Linked DNA regions of Homo sapiens: region 1 is linked to region 2. The links are chromatin contacts, found by Hi-C or POLR2A ChIA-PET in ENCODE. All regions are on one chromosome and are shown on one strand. Each heading gives the region's core, a stretch centred on a gene start or an enhancer-like site at or near the end of the contact. The rest is flanking DNA. Distances are from core to core; before and after follow the strand shown. Region 1 overlaps POR (cytochrome p450 oxidoreductase). Region 2 overlaps GTF2IRD1 (GTF2I repeat domain containing 1).

Evidence for each region. A loop is a pair of places that touch in the nucleus more often than their neighbours do. ChIA-PET counts read pairs that join two places held with the same protein, here RNA polymerase II (POLR2A).
Region 1: a map of gastrocnemius medialis shows a loop between it and region 2 (3-fold over the local background). The contact joins two enhancer-like sites. A Hi-C loop is called at or near these places in 1 of 168 maps with a recorded cell type or tissue (gastrocnemius medialis). POLR2A ChIA-PET finds 5 or more read pairs at or near these places in 2 of 52 experiments (HEK293 and activated CD4-positive, alpha-beta T cell).

The regions. Positions count from the first base shown.
Region 1 is chr7:75,964,953-75,970,456 of GRCh38, forward strand. All of the region lies in intron 2 of POR (cytochrome p450 oxidoreductase), which reads left to right. Among named protein-coding and RNA genes, the nearest start is that of SNORA14A, 24 kb to the left of the region's middle. RefSeq lists an enhancer at 1,767-2,646. Within about 2 kb of position 1,314, at least 19 of the 41 ENCODE cell types and tissues checked have a DNase peak (open chromatin) inside an H3K27ac peak, as active enhancers do; they include gastrocnemius medialis, where a contact is called at or near this core.
Region 2 is chr7:74,477,802-74,482,770 of GRCh38, forward strand. The region is part of intron 1 of GTF2IRD1 (GTF2I repeat domain containing 1); the gene reads left to right. Among named protein-coding and RNA genes, the nearest start is that of GTF2IRD1, 26 kb to the left of the region's middle. RefSeq lists enhancers at 113-694, 695-1,277, 2,538-2,587, 2,638-2,687, 2,698-2,747. Within about 2 kb of position 2,275, at least 29 of the 41 ENCODE cell types and tissues checked have a DNase peak (open chromatin) inside an H3K27ac peak, as active enhancers do; they include gastrocnemius medialis, where a contact is called at or near this core.

The sequences.
Region 1 (5,504 bases), core at 64-2,563, 1.5 Mb after region 2:
GCTGCAGTGAGCTGTGGTCACGCCACTGCACTCCAGCCTGGGCAACGGAGCGAACCCCGTCTCTAGAAAAACTAAAAAATCAATTTAAAAAAATGACATATGTGGATGACGCTAACAGGGAGCTGGGGAAGCCTGTGTAGGATGGCGGTGTCTGGAGAGCGGTGGCCCCATGAAGCGCCATTTGGAGCTGGAGTGGAGGGAGCTGACTTGGAAGCAGGAAGATGGGCCAGGAGGCTGCTGGCCTCAGCCTAGCAGAAATTGACCAGGGCCGCTCGGCACAGATGGAGAGCCGAGTGCAAATGCAGGTGTCAGTGGATCAGAGAAAGGGCTCCAAGCCAGTGCTTTTGAAAACATAATTCTGGGACCCTCATCACCCACCAGAGGTGATGTTCTTATCTCCATTTTACAAATGGCAGTGCTGATCCCAGGAGAGGGTGAGTGACCTGGTCAAGGCTGACGTTAGCACATGAGAGCTGGGATTCCAGCCTGGGGCTTCCTGCACCACGCTTTTGCTCCCTCGGACCCCTAGCTCTTGTCATGGCCACCCCAGCCCACCCCTCCTTTCCATCCCCTTTGATTGCACACAATAGCAGAGCCACTTTGTGCCAGATCAGATGATCTTACTGTCTGAGGGTATGGCCTTTTCTTTCTGTCACCGATGGGCTGAATAACCCTGAGTTTCTCTTCTCTGTCTCCGGAAAATTAGCCCTAGTCCTGGCCACCCCCTGGCTCAGGGTCACTGCTGAGGTCGTCAGAAGAGCATCAAGGCTTTTGCGTGTGTGGAACAGCACAGCAGGCTTTCTGAGCTTCACAGACTTGCTCACGGAGTCCTGATGTGAACACGTGCTGGAGGACATGGTCGGGGGGAATGAGGGAGCGGCAGCCCACCAGAGCCTTAGAGCATCCTGAGGACACGGCCCCAGGATCCTTGGGAAGGGCTGTGAGATGTGCTGCCTGAACGTGCCCGGGGCGCACTGCAGACAGGGTAAAGCCGGGGGAGGTGCACCTTGCTTGGGGAGCAGACAGGAACCCCGGGTGCTGGGCCACTGGGCCCTGGAGCTTTCACAGGCCTGGAGTTGAATTACCGCTTCACCCACCCTGAGCCTCACTGCCTTGTCAAGGTGGATAGAAACCCTTGCGCACTGCACAGGGTGGTGAGGATTAAACAAAATAAAATAGAAAGCTTCTTGAATGCTAGCCAGCATGCAGTAGGCACTCAGTAAGAAGTCATTCCCTTCGCCTGTTTTGTCTCTGACCTGTGGCCACTCACACCTGCTTTCACCTCCCCCTGCCTGTAGCCAGCTGTCTCCAGCAGCTGCCCTCCCCACGTGTTCATCAGAGTCCCTGTCCGCAGAGACAGCTGCTGGCTTCTGTCTGAGCTCCAGCAAACCACTTTCTGTTTTCACCAAAGACTGGCGTTTCCAACCATTAGCCCCATGCCACAAGGCTCTGAAGGTCAAGAAATCTGGGTCCGCCTAGCAGAGCCCACTCTCCGTCCTGCCAGAGCAGGCTGCCCCCAGCTCTGCTGCCATCGTGCCTCTGTGCCTCAGCCGCCACCCCTTCTCTCGCCGTGGGCACCCATGACCCTGGAGCCTGGAGAACTTGGCAGTAGACGCTAGGTTCTGAAAGGGAGCTGGTCCAAAGCAGCTTCCCCATGTGTTGCTAAGGGCAGGGGACAGTCTCAGGAGAAATCGAGTCCGCTGCAGAAAATCCAACCGGATTTGCAGTTTCCAGAAATGTTCCTCAGCGTCGCCTGTGACGGGAACAAAATGAACCGCACATCTCGGTTCATCTCGGTCCAAGTGACTCAGTGCTTTTCCCGCCCTCCCTCATCTTCCCCACGCAGTGGACTACAGCTGACTTCTGATCCTGAACCCAGAAAGACTCCTGCTCCCAATTTAGGCGTGGAGAGCCTTAATTGGAACCTTTCATGCTCCGTTCTGGAGCCACGTGGTCTGTGTGCTCCAGGCCTGGGACAGCTGCCACCTCTGTACGGCTGGAGCCTTGGGCTTTCTGGTTTTGTTTGTTTTTTCTTGAGACAGGGTCTCACTCTGTCAACCAGGTTGGAGTGCAGTGGCACAATCTTGGCTCACTGCAACCTTCACCTCAGCCTTCAGGCTCAAGTGATCCTCCTACCTCAGCCTCCCAAGTAGCTGGGATCACAGACGCACACCTCTACACCCGGCTAATTTTTGTATTTTTGGTAGAGACAGGCTGTTTCGCCATGTTGCCCAGGCTGGCCTCAAACTCCTGAGCTATGGCGTCCACCCACCTCGGCCTCCCAAAGTGCTGTACTGGTGTGAGCCACTGCACTCCGCCGAGCCTTGGGCTTTCGGATGGGCTGTTTGCACTCGGGAACCTCAGAAGGGTGCTCCCCAAGACAGAACATCACCACTGCAAACGGAGCCCACCTTGCCAGGCATTTCCCCAACTGCCCTGATGGGAGGGGAAGGTGTGTCTTTCATGGCACACAGGATGCTTCCCGCTGACATGGACCCAGTGTCTTAAGCTCTGTTTGCCCGCAATTCTTTTGTGTGGGGGAAGACAGGGACCAGACTTAATTTAATGTGATTGTGTGGCGCCCTGGCAGTGGGATCAGTGTGGCTTCCTTTATGGAGTGCAGCCCTGCCATAGCAACCTGCAGGCTGTCTTCTAGAGCCTAGAAGAGCTTTGTTCCGCAGACATGACTTCCTTTTTTTTTTTAATGGGAAACGGGGAGGGCGTGGGGAGAAGGGCTCTGATATAAACAGTTACCAAGGAGACCCGAGTCGGGGTTGGAAAGGTTTTCTCCTTCCCTCGGTCCATACAGAGGGAGGAGGGGTGTGTGCCCGGTGCAGGGACTCATGGGAGGCTTCACTCTGGAATCCTGAGTCCTGCCTGCTGGGGCTCCAGATGTTGCAGAGTTCTTGGGCTCATGGGGGCAGACGCAGGCAGGAGCTCAGGGAAATTCCGAGAGGACTTTGGGGTGTCCAGGAGCACTTTGAGGCCACGGGCCCAGGCAACTTCCTCACCAGTACGGAACAGGGGATGCACAGGGCCGAACTTTCCATCTGCTGGCCCCTGCTGGTGTCCAGGAGAGAGCTGTGACCCTCCTTTTTCCTTAAGTCCTGGAGCTGAGAGTGAGAAGCCATGGGGTGCACGTACTCGTCTCCACCTGAGGAGCCCGCTCTGAGAAGGTCAGTTCCTGACACTGTCCCTGGCGGCAGACTGCCCTCATGCCCCTTGGCCAGGGGACGCCTGCACCCTCACTCGAGTGTGGGAGACTTCCTCCTGGCGGGGACCTGCTGGAGGCCTGAAGATGCGGCTGCCTGGAGTTAACAGCAAGGTCAGCCATTCCCAGGGTTGCTGCCCCTGTCTCTGGCGAGGGACTCAGCCAGGCCTAGGCACTGGTGGCCCCTCTGGTCCAGGACTTGCACGCTGCATTTCCCTGCTTCCAAAGGAAGGAATTTGGACTGGAGACCAGGAAGGCCTCATGCACCCTCTTCTCTGCCTATAAATAATCAGGTCCCCCATGCAAATCCAGGTCTGAGGTCCTCCGATGGAATGGAGCCCATTCAGAGCAGTCCAGTGTGGGCCCTCTCGGGCTAAGCCCGTGAACTTTGCTTCTTGGAGCCCCCAGCAGGGCCTTGGGTTGGGAAGGGAGTTTCCTGGCACCCTCCCCGGCAGGATGGGTTTAACCAGCAGGAACTTGAAGGAATTGTTCTGTGTTGCGCCGGTGACCTAGAGGCACAGGTCCGCCTCCAGCTCCTTGGGTTCCCTTTTCCCCCCTGGACCACTCACACTTCCTGGGTGAACCCTAGCCTTGGGGCAGAGCAGGCTGGCACACCTTGTCCACTCTGACGTTCCAGCCCAGAGGCTCCCCTGTCCACTCCCAGGGCCAGCCAGCCTGGCATTCTGCTTTGTCCAACTGCGTCAGGAGGTCACATGGAAGCCCTCCTCCCCCGCCACTTGCCGGGCTTCTGGGATGGGAGCCGAGCTTGGAAGTTGCCATCCCTTGGCACCCCGCTTCCCGTGGGGCTGTCTCTCCAGGGGGCCGTTTTCTATTCCTGAGAAGACAGCCCAGCTCGTCCAAGAGGCCTTTCCCGGTTTCTTCAGCCATAAGCGTCTGCTCCCTTTGAAGCCCTGTGGCGTGAACCTGTCCTGTCCCATCCGTCCCTGTGGCGTGAACTGTGCCATCCATCTATGTGGTCTTAGCACATGCCACCTTGTGCCATGGATGTCTTTGAAATCACAGGCTGACCGCCTTCCAGGGAATGCCCTTTTTTCTACTGGGTGTTAACCAAGTTCCCCAGTCAGGCACTGGGGAGGCTGCAATAACCAGATGCAGCTCTTTAATAATAGTGTGGGCACGAGAGGGGCGGGGCCTGTGCAGTCCCGTGCCTGTCTAGTGTCAGAGCCAGGATTTAAAGCCAGGTCCGCCCTGCCACGTGGCTCTTCCCATCTTGCTGGGATCCTCCTCGGAGGCTGTCTTCCCCTGGCTGGAGGATTGGGCCTGTGAAGTCACAGGTTGTCTCGTTCTAGTCTCATGCCCTCGGTGCCTGGCGCAGTGCCTCCCGTGCCCCCACCTGGCTGGCCTGTGTTACCCGCCAGGCACTCACGGGGCACTGGAGTTTGCTCTTGTCCTTTTCTTCAGCAAATCTTCAGATCCACTTTGTTGGAGATGGAACTTCCCTGGAAGCATCTGTCCTTTGAGTAGAGATAGGGGTTGGCTTTTCAGCTGATGCCAGGTCAGACCTCAGAGGTGGCTAGGGAGTGAGAAGTGCCCTCAACAGCCTCTTAGTCCGCCCCTGCCAGCCTCGTGCTGGACAGAGAACTCAGGGCTGGCCACCCTAGGAGGAGACACGGCGTCCTGTGCCGTGTGCTAGGCGTCGCGCTCATGGCAGGGATACACAGACAGCCCCCAAGGTTATTCAACCCAGGCTTCCAGTTAAGCCACAGGAATGTGCAGAGTAAAGTGCCTTGGCCGACCAGTGTGTGTGCCACAGCGAAGACGGCGACAGTAGCGTTGCTGCGTGAGGGGCAGGGACGGCCTCTGGGAGAGGAAAGTTAAGTTCTGTGGTAAAGGATGAGTAGAAGGTGGGAAGGGGTCACAGGAAGGGCCTTGTAGGCCCAGGGAGCCGCGTGGAAATGTGAGTAGCTTAGCGTAGCCCAGAGAGGTGGGAAATGGGGCCGGGCCACTGCGGGAGGGGTGTTCAGAATCGGCCACTTTTCTCTTGTTTAAAATATCTGCTCTGCTGGGGTCCCCTTACTCAGGGTGTAGCTATTCTAATTATCCTTATTGTTGGAGGCTTCAAAATCAATCAGTCGGGCCCCACATGTACCACTTCTGTTTATTTATATCGGTTGGTTGGTTGATTTACAGGGTCTCCCTCTGTCTCCCGGGCTGGAACCCGGGTGTTTGAAGCTGCAGTGAGCTATGATCGCACCGCACGGTCATGTGATCGCACAGTGGTGAGATCATCGCCCACTGCAGCTTCAAACACCCAGGTTCAAGGGATCCTCCC
Region 2 (4,969 bases), core at 1,025-3,524:
AGGATTAGATCACCCACGAGTAATGGGCTTTTTTCCGTCCAGCCTTTTCCCGACAAGAAAAGGCCTGATGTTCCTCATCCGTGTTGTTCTGAGAAGGCATGTTTATGTCTGGCAAGCGAAGGGTTCTTGGGAGACAGGATCCCAGGGCCCCCCTGCACTGCCTGGCCCCAGGGGTTGGCACCGCCCCAGAGCTGGTTTCCTCCCACTGTCTCCTGACACCCAGCCCCCACGCTTTTCAGATGCCTGCCTGAGAACAAATAAATACTTCTGCACCATGCACATGAGCTCAGATAAGCCTCCGGGGCTCAGCCAGAACTGGGGGCACCAAATGCCCGGGTTCCCTGACCCCTAGCTGGGTGCCAAGCCTGCATTTCCCACCCAGCACTCCCCAACCGCCCCTTGCGTGGAGGGACAGAGATATACTGTGAGCAACACGGGACCTGATGTCAGGGGTGGACAGCAGCTCGGCGGGTGATGTCAGCTTGAGCAATCGTCCCCGTCATCACTGCTGTTAAGTGAGCGGGCACTTGGTGTCCCCAGGCCCAGCGCCAGGCCCTGTTCACACATTCTCACGTGGGGCTCTCACAGAGCTGAGAGCAGTAGAATTACCATCACCCTTTTGCTCAGTGGGGAGAGGAAAGTTTGAGCATTGTGTGTGTGTGTGTGTGTTTAGAGACAGGGTCTTGCTCTGTCACCCAGGCTGGAGTGCAGTGGTGCGATCATAGCTCACTGTAGCCTAGAACTCTTGGGCTCAAGCGATCCTCCCACCTCATCCTCCTGAGTAGCTGGGATTACAGGCACATGCCACCACGCCCAACTAATTTTTATGCTTTTAGTAGAGATGGGGTTTCACCATGTTGGCCAGGCTGGTCTCAAACTCCTGGCCTCAACTGAACCACCCACCTCAGCCTCCCAAAGTGCTGGGATTATAGGCATGAGCCACCAGCCCCACCTTTTTTTTTGAGATAGGGTCTTGCTGTATTGTCCAGGCTGGAGTGCAGTAGCGTGATCATGGCTCACTGCAACCTCTGCCTCCTGGGCCCAAGCAACCCTCCCACCCCAGCCTCTGGAGTAGCTGGGACTACAGGCACATGCTATCACACTAGGCTAATTAAAAAAAAAAAAATTATAGAGATGGGGTCTCACTATGTTGCCCAGGCTGGTCTCAAACTCCTGGGATCAGAAACCTGGTGGTCATTCCAGGTGCCTCCCTTGGGACCCCCCGTCGCCAGCTCCTGGTCCCAAAGCTCTGCCCCGTCCTCCATCCCCTGCTGCTGTCTGCTTCATGCCTGGCTGTCTCTGGCCTGGGCTGTCGCAGAGACTTGGCAACTCCTGGCTCCCCAACTCCAAGCATGACCCGACAGTTCCTCCGCCGTAGCTTCCTGGGATCCCCCTCACTGCCCACGTCTCACCCCTGCCCCACACCCTGCAGCGAGGCTGACCTTCCGAGATCCTTGGCCTCACCCCAATGGCCACGCTGGTCTCTGCCCACCACTTCCTGCCCTGCCCTGCACACTCCAGCCATGCAGAGCTGGATTTGTTCCCCACCCACCCACCCACTCCCACAGCCTCTGGCCCCGCTCAGGCCCGACCAGGACACGTGGGCGGCCCAGGCTGGCGGTTGGGTTTCCTGGGCAGCCAGTAATTTGGCACTCCTTCAAACAGGTCTTTATTTATTCAGCATTTATTTCTAGGGGAGGTGGGTGCTGCGGTGGGGCAGGGAAGGCGCCTCCCTTGTAGAAGAGCAGGGCCTGGGCACAGTGCCTGTCTCCCCTCCTCACCTGCAAACGCCAACTCCCCTGGGAGGGTCCCGGCAGCTCAGGTGTCACCTCCTCCAGGAAGCCCCACCCTGACTGCCTCACCCGCCGTCCTGGGCTTCTTCCATGCCACTTATTTTTATCTTTCACTGAAGCATAATTTACTTCCAGTAAAGTACATGAGTACATGAATCTTTTTTTTTTTTTTTTTTTTTTGGAGACAGAGTCCTGCTCTGTCATCTAGGCTGGAGTGGCGTGGTCTTGGCTCATTGCAACGTCCCCATCCTGGGTTCAAACAATTCTCCTGTCTCAGCCTCCTGAGTGGCTTATAGGCGCGTCCACCATGCCCAGCTAATTTTTGTATTTTTAGTAGAGACGGGGTTTTGCCATGTTGGCCAGGCTGGTCTCAAACTCCTGACCTCAAGTGATCTGCCCGCCTCGGCCTCCCTAAGTGCTGGGATTACAGTCGTGAGCCATCGCACCCAGCCCAAGTACATAAATCTTAAGCATCCCGTGTGATGAATTTTCCCCCGACTTGTATACTCATGTAACCATCACTCAGCTCAAATCCTTGCACTGTGTTTTAATCTTTTTTTTTTTTCCCAGTAGTCTATTTTTTTGGTCATTTTCCCTGCCAGCCTGGGAATCCTTCAAGGGCAGGAGCACCTGCTGTTGGGCCCTGTGCGGTGTGGGACACAGTGTGAGAGAGTATTGGTGCCTGTGAGCTGGTGGCTGTGTCCCCACCCCTGTGATTGTCCCCACGTGTGTGTGTGACGGAGGCTGTGGCCGTGGGAACATGTGGATCTGTGAGCCTGGCCAGGGGCCCCAGTGCAGGGGCAAGCGCCCCCTCCTCCACTGGAAGAGAGCCTTGTCCGATCCCCCAGCCAAGGGCCTTTGCAGGGAGCCGTGGCCCTGCTGGAGAGTCCCCGCCGGCTGACAGCCCGGAGATTAGTCTCCAAGGCCACAACGCCAGTTGCCATAGGCACGCAGGCCCGCGTCAGGACTGCGATTTCTCATCCTGGTCACGCAGGCAGGCGGCCGCCCCTGCCCGCCTGCCAGGAGCCAGGCTCAGGCTTTAAATAACAAGGGTGGAAACCTGAACCGCGGAGCCGTCTGCCCGGCGGATCCTGGCCTCCCCTCCTGGTAGAGCAGGCATGGGGCGGCCTGGACCCCGCATACTGCCGGCGGCGGCGGAGTCCCTCCGTGCCCGCCCCGGGGGACGGGAGAGAAATGGAGAAACCTGAGTTTGGGGGCTCTCTTTGAGTGCTCCTAGTACCTGATGCACAGCCCGAGCTGAGAGGAGACAGCCCCTTTTCCTAAATCCCGTCCTCCACGTGGAGGAAGGACGCCCTACCTTCCAGAAGCCTAGATGAAGGGCAGATGGGGCTTCGCATGGCCAGGCCTCAGATCGGCTTCCCCCAGCCCCTCCAGGGAAGAGGCAGGCGGCTCCCTCACTTCCCCTTGGAAGGCAGCATGAATCCCTGTACTTCCTGGACTGCCCCTTTGCCCCCGCCTGGGGCCAACTTTCCTGTCATGGGGTGGAGCAGCTGTGTTGGATGGTTGGTTTTGCTTTTTGTTTTGCTCTATTTTTTATTTAAAAGGAAAATTTTTTTAGAAATGAGGTCTTGCTCTATCGCCCAGGCTGGAGTGCAGTGGCGCAATCCCAGTTCGATGCATTCTTGAACTCCTGGGCTCAAGCCATCCTCCCACCTCAGCTTTCTGAGTAGCTGTGACGACAGGCGCGTGCCACCACGCCCGGCTCATATTTTAAATTTTTTGTTAGAGATGGGGTCTTGCGATGTTGCCCAGGCTGGTCTCAAACTCTTGGCCTCAGGCAATCCTCCTGCTTCTCTGGCTCCCAGAGTGTTGGGATTACAGGAGTGAGCCACCACGCCCAGCCTGCTTTTGTTTTTAAAGGATGAGGTTTCTGTTGTTTCTTTCCAAATTGTAAAAGTAATACTTACCTTAGGTGACTTAGAAAATACAGAAAAGTAGAGGGAAGCAAAGTCAGGCATGGATCCCACCCTGAGATGCACGGTCTGGAGTTTGCATCCCGGGCTGCACTGTGTATGCCCCTGAGGTCATCCTGTCCAGTGTTGGAATCAGCCTCTGCTGGGCATCAGGTTGCCTGCACCTACTCCTTGTTTATATGTGGGTGTGTGTATCTGTGGATGTACCAAGTGAAAGCTTTGGGGAAACATCTTTGCATGTAAATCTTTGCATTTGGGATAATTAACTCAGGATTAATTTATAGAATTATAAGTCCTGGAGCGAAGGGTGGGAACAGAGTTAAAATTGAACTTCCTGAAACACGTCACAGCGTCACCAAATCGCTTGGCTGGGAGGACTGTGTGCACCCAGGGCCCTTCTGTGGGGTGGGCCAGGATTTAGTGTGAAACTCATGGCTGCTAGGCTGGGAAGAGCTCGACCACAGGTGTGGGGTTTTGTCTCCAGTGACATTCCCAGCTGGCTCTTGCAGCCCCTGCCCTAGTGACAGCATGGGGTGAGGGGGCCAGAGGAGGCTGGAGGTGGAGCCCTGCCTCTAGGCGGAACTGTACCATCTGTAGTTGCAGGGCAGGATTAAAAAGGGACAGTTTTGCTGTTTGTTTGTTTGTTTTTTTCTGTCATCTGACTGGGTGTCCCAATACCTGATGTCTCCTAAAACTTTTTTTTTTTTTTTTTTTTTTTGAGACGGGCCTCCTTCTGTATCCCAGGCTGGAGTGCAGTGATGCAATCTCGGCTCACTGCAGCCTCAACCTCATGGGATCAAGTGATCCTCCTGCCTTAGCCTCCCGAGTAGCTGGGACGACAGGCATGTGCCACCACACATGGCTAAATTTTAAATTTTTTGTAGAGTCAGGGTCTCTCTGTGTTGTCCAGGCTGGTCTCAAATTTCTGGGCTCAAGTGGTCCTCCTGCCTCAGCCTCCCAAAGTGCTGGGATTACGGGTGCGAGCCACTGTTTCTGGCCTTATGCACACTTTTCATTGAGAACAAAGTTATTTGTTGTAAGAGAAACACCTTGATAACTGTTCACACACTAAACTACCCAGGTAACCAGCACCCAGATCAAGAAACAGCATTGACAAGCCCCTCTCACCCCCTTCCAGTTACTACCACTCTCCCTGACCCACCACGATAACCGCCGTTCCATCTCCTGGCTTCAGAATGTGGCCTCCTTTTGAACCTTACATAAATGGAATTCTACCATGTG